2 separate regions of the Homo sapiens genome follow, and region 2 is linked to region 1. The links are chromatin contacts, found by Hi-C or POLR2A ChIA-PET in ENCODE. All regions are on one chromosome and are shown on one strand. Each heading gives the region's core, a stretch centred on a gene start or an enhancer-like site at or near the end of the contact. The rest is flanking DNA. Distances are from core to core; before and after follow the strand shown. Region 1 overlaps MID1 (midline 1). Region 2 overlaps MID1 (midline 1).

Region 1 (2,700 bases), core at 167-2,666:
GGGTAAACTTAGCAATATACAATTGCTTAGTTTTCGAAACTTGGGAGAGGAAGGGGCTGCCACTGGCGCACAATGGGTCAAGGCCACGGATGCTGCTAAACATCCTGAATGCACAGAACAGCCCCCCAGACAGATAGTCATCCAGCCCCAAATGTCATTGGTGCCAAAGCGGAGATACCCTGAGTCGAAGCAAAGCATCTTTGTTAATGACATAAGAGAAATGCTCAGTTTTACTCTTACAGACATTTACTTGTTTGTGTGACCCCTAAACCAAATCTACTTTGAGATGTAGAGAGCTGAGACATTGCAGAACTCCCCTCCCGCCATCTGCAGATGCCCTGAGTGGCAGCCTGGCAGCCTGGCAGCCTGGAAGCAGCCCCAGAGTTCTTTGCACAGCGGGCTTCTCTCACCCATGCCCCCAGCCCAACTCTGAGCAGTCTGGGCCCGCACATGCCAGCCTTCAGGCTGTTTCAACAGTATTTAAACCTCCAAAGGCTTATGAAATATTCTTTAATCCCTTCCCAAAACATGATTTAGGTGTATTTGATATTATCTGCTATCCCCTAGATTTCCTAGTGTTTGCAGCTTATTTTCAGGACTACCTTCCAGGTGTAGCCGTCTGTGTCAGAGACAGGAGAGCCTGAGGCTTTCCTCCAAGTGGGGAGTCTGCAGAGAACAGGCTGGCAGCTGAGACTTTCGCCCAAATGGCTTATATTTGATGTATAATAGTTTTAATTGTGATATTATTAAAAGTGAATTATTTCCATAGATCAAAAGTTAACTCATTAAATCTGTTAGTCTATTTTAAGTTGGTCTTCCAAAGGAACCATTTATATTTATATAGCATTGCGTCTTTATCCTTGCAAAACTGTGGATTCTAAACTCCTCAAGTCAGAGACTTGGAATAGCATAAATCAGATGTGAGTCTTCATTGCTGAGGCTGAATTTATTCAGTCATAATTTCCAAGCATTTGTTCCTGCTGGAAGGTACTACTTATTTCACAAGAAGTTCATGTCATGAAAGCGCTGAGCTCGAAGGGCCATCACGCATATCTAGTCCAGTGGTTCTCAACCTGGCTGCACAGGGATTACCTTGGGCAGAAGCCCAGCCCAATGGGACAAGATCTTCTGGGGTGCAGCTCAGGCATTGGGGTTTCCCCAAAACTACCCCAAGTGATTCTAATGTGCAAACTTGGTGGAAAAAGTTTATTCTTTTCCAATTCCTCAGTTACAATGAGTAAACTGAGGGTCAGATTAATTCATAAAGGCAGAAGTCAGCAAACACCGTAAAGGACTAGCTACTAAATCTTTCTGGCATTGCAGGCCATATGGTTTCTGTGGGAACTGCTCAAAAGCAGCCATAGGCAATTCAGAAACAAATGGATGTGGCAGGCTGCCAATGAAGCTCTATAAAAATAGGTGACTGGCCGGATTTGGCCCATGGGCCATAGTTTGCCAACCTCTGGTTTAGATCTCACAGTTGGTTAGTAGAAACCCATATGCTAGGCCACAGATAGACTAACCTTCAACAAGTGATCTTCCTTCTACTAGATGCAGTTTTCCTGTTTGAAGCAGTGTCTATAACATACCCAACTTCTGTAGAGGTTAAATAATAATTATCTTTATGTAAGTTAAGGCAAATATCTTAGCATAGGTACTCATAGTCTAGAGCGCAGAAATTTTCATTATCTGTGTCTTTATGAGAGGTCTGCATTTTGATGGTATTTACCAAATTTAAAGTAATAATCACAGTATATGTGTTTTACTAAAGTAATAACCCAGACAATAATATTCCTATCCAAGAAATTTTTTCAGCTAGAAAGTCAGAAAATGAGACAGCGTGATCAGACCACCAAAGCAAGCAAGAAAAAAAAATCAGCTAAGAAAAATGGAGATCTGATTTTCTTTTCACCCAGTAAAGGAATCAGTTGAAAATCTCTTAATTCTTCCTTACTGTGCTGATGACTCATGGGGAGATACTTTATCTCAGATTTCTTTTGAATACATCTGAGTAAATTTGAATATGAATTATATCTAATAGCTAGAGATGCTTCCTACGAGTCCTTGGGAAACAGCATGGACTAAGGCTGAAGAAGTGGAAAGAAAGCCATCACAATTAATGTGGAGAGTTATGTGTTTGGTACTTATGAAACTTTGGGTATTTTTCACTGTTTGTATAGCCTTTCTTCCAAAGTACACTCATAAAAATAGGGTTCCTGAAATGTTAAAAAGCCACTGGATCTGGTCATTTTCCTTGGAGATTAATTTATCTCTATTTGGCAATTACTTCGTATCTATGTTTTTCAGAGAAAGTCACTCTACCTCTTCCCTTTTTTATCTAAATAACACATTCAATAAAAGTGCTTCATGTCCTGAAAAAACAAAACTGTCTTATTTACGATTATAAAATGGTGTTCAATCAATGATTTCCCTGAGGGGATAAACACTAGAGATGGAAAAACAAAATCAATTTGTTTTTCACAAATTGACATCCCTCTGTATGATGCCATCATTGAACTGAAGTTATTGAAAGGGGCCTTATAGAGAGGGCACCATAGAGGGAAATCATAGAGAATAACATCATAGAGAGGGGTATCATAGAGATAATAACTGCATGGAGAGGAGCCTCATGGAGAGGGAGCTTTGAGAGGGGACATGGAACACACAGTGGTAGATTAAAATAATCCAGTAATCAATTTG
Region 2 (2,700 bases), core at 133-2,632, 33 kb before region 1:
TGCCTCAGCCTCCCGAGTAGCTGGGATTACAGGCGTCTGCCACCGTGCCCAGCTAATTTTTGTATTTTTAGTAGAGACGGGGTTTCACCATCTTGGCCAGGCTGGTCTTGAACTCCTAATGTCGTGATCCACCCGCCTCAGCCTCCCAAAGTTCTGGGTTTACAGGCGTGAGCCACCGTACCTGGCCTAAATCGCTGTTCTTTATAAATTACTTAGTCTCAAGAATTCTGTTATAGCAGCACAAAATGGACTAAAACATCATGGTTCCTGCTTTTTTGGCTCACTAAGTGTTCGTGGCTTTTCTCTTTCAAAATTTTATTGCTAAAATAAATAAAGATGTCACTACTTTACAATAATTCATCACATTCCATTTTTTTGTAAGAAATAGTAAAAGTTGGATTTCTATGCCCTTGAAAAAGAACTCTATCCTTGAGGCAATCTGAAACTAAGCATTTAACAACTTGAAAAATTAGATCACAACCCTCTGACCAAACACCAGAAAGTTTTATACTGAAATTCAGATACTCTTTGCTTGTTTATTGGCAGGGAAAAAGCCAAAATATCAAGAAAGCCAGCACAAATATGAGTAGTAATATCCCCTTAGCTAACATAGATTTGCACCACCCATCTACCTTCTATCATGTCATCCTTTTTATTTCTTTCATTTTATGTATGAGTCTTTGAAATGTTTGTGTTTTTAAAAACCTTTTATTTTTTTATTTCCTTCATTAAAATGTAAGCTCTCCAAGGGCAGGCCTTTATGCTCATATTTACCACCAATTTGCTGCTGCCTAGAGCAGCTCCTGGCACACAGAATGACCTCAAAAAATACCAGTGGAATGAAAGAGTAATGAAAGAAATGACTCATCTGGTTTTACTCCAAAAGAAGTAGTTCTAATTTTTTTTAATGCTTAAAGAAAGCCAAATGGATATACATATAGGATTTCCAGTGTCATAAAAGTAACAAAATTAGCTTACTCTTCCAAACTCTTATTTTATTAATATTTTTTAATAATAAAAAATTATAGAATGCTTCATGAATTTGTCATCCTTGCATTGGGGCCATGCTAATCTTCTTTGTATCATTCCAGTTTTAGTCTATGTGCTGCTGAAACAAGCACCAAACTCTTAAAATTAGCTTAGGTTCAGAGTGAAGAGCTGAAGTTGCAGACCAGACCCAAGCTGTTTTGGGACTATGAAGGACATTAAGGGCTCTGTTTATTTGAGCAAAATCTATGGGTGAGGCTTACCTGCTTTCTGCCAATTTTCCTTGTACAACAGCTGATGTCAGAGGGTGGTTGGATAAGGAGCTTGGAGCCGTTGGTAAGGAAGTTCTTATCACTTTCTTGCAGGCTCCTTTTACCTCTAGTCTTCTATGACTCAAGGGTCATTCAGTGCCAAATGAAATTCTGCCTCTGTGGTAACTGCTAGAAAGTCCAGTGATGATCTGATTTCTAGTAACAACTATTGGCCATATCCCCAGGAGGAGATAAGAATTGTGTCTATTAGGAAATAATTTTCCATGGATCTATCACCTTTTTGTACCTCTTGTGAGCTGGAGCACTGAATGATTTTATTCCAGACTATTCCCCAGGATGTTTGTATAGCAAACAGTCTTGGGAGATAGAGGTAGTATCTCGCGCCAGGGGAGAAGGCAGGTTTGTTTGTTGTTCATTATATTAAAGACAATGTCTTCCTCCAGGGCAAAAGTTGGGCAGGCTAACTTGCAGTCCATTATAAAAGATTCAGATTTCCTAAGCTTGGAGTTGCTTAGGTATGATGCAAATCTCCTGAGTGTGCAAACATGGACCTAGGATGCTCCGTAGGACTTCGAGAACAAGGGGAACCAACAGAACATGAAACACATACCATTTGAGTAAAAACAGCCTTTATCTTTGATTCAGGTGTCTTCTGCCAGCATTCATGAAACGAAACTGGCAAATAGCAAAAATCTGAAACATTTCACTGTTCTTGATAGTTTCACATGCTCCATCCATGCCAGGGTCCCTTATTTCCTGCAAAATAAAAAAATTCTGACAAAGAGTGCATATGGGACAGGGTGACCTTCACTGGGAAGCGGAAGTGAAGCCCCAAGTTCATGGTGGGAGATCAGTGGTAATGAACAGAGGTATGTCATAGTGTAGGAAACAGATGAAATTGCCAATGTGAAGATAAGTCATTAGTGTTAAGAATAAAAATGCTAGTTCATTTCACATTCACATACTGTTTGTTCACATAAGATGCTCCATAAATGTTATTGAATAAATGGATTTATATCCTTCTTGCTTGCAAAAATGGTATGAAGAGGTTTCCAGTAAAAAACACAGATAATGAATTTATTCAAAGAAGAGTGGGAAGAGGCGATTCAGGACAAGAAGGGAAGAAGGACCCCAATCCCCCATCCCCTACCACCCTGTCCTTCCATAAGAGTGAGAATTTTGTCAGGCATTTTAAAAAGTTCACCTCACTAATCCTCAAAGGACCCTTAAGATTGCTCTCAGATAAGGAAACTGCATAGAAGATAGGAAGAGCATCTGTGAGTATAAGATATGTACAGTATCTGGCTCCGATCTGCCTTTGCAAGGAAATGGCAGAGCCAGGATTTGAACTCAGGTTATCTGGCTTCAAGGTACTACATGTTTTTTGTTTGTTTGTTTGTTTGTTTTTTGTTTTTGTTTTGTTTTATATGACTGAGTTTTT

The links. A loop is a pair of places that touch in the nucleus more often than their neighbours do. ChIA-PET counts read pairs that join two places held with the same protein, here RNA polymerase II (POLR2A). Pooled maps may share reads with other maps.
Region 2: a loop to region 1 is called in a pooled map of gastrocnemius medialis, with 4 times the contacts of the local background. The contact joins two enhancer-like sites. A Hi-C loop is called at or near these places in 2 of 168 maps with a recorded cell type or tissue (Caco-2 and endothelial cell of umbilical vein) and 2 of 50 pooled maps. POLR2A ChIA-PET finds 5 or more read pairs at or near these places in 3 of 52 experiments (GM12878, SK-N-SH and WTC11).

Annotation. Positions count from the first base shown.
Region 1 is chrX:10,548,172-10,550,871 of GRCh38, reverse strand. The region is part of intron 2 of MID1 (midline 1); the gene reads left to right. Among named protein-coding and RNA genes, the nearest start is that of MID1, 71 kb to the left of the region's middle. Within about 2 kb of position 1,416, at least 2 of the 41 ENCODE cell types and tissues checked have a DNase peak (open chromatin) inside an H3K27ac peak, as active enhancers do.
Region 2 is chrX:10,581,238-10,583,937 of GRCh38, reverse strand. The region is part of intron 1 of MID1 (midline 1); the gene reads left to right. It also overlaps the pseudogene RNU6-800P. Among named protein-coding and RNA genes, the nearest start is that of MID1, 38 kb to the left of the region's middle. Within about 2 kb of position 1,382, at least 2 of the 41 ENCODE cell types and tissues checked have a DNase peak (open chromatin) inside an H3K27ac peak, as active enhancers do.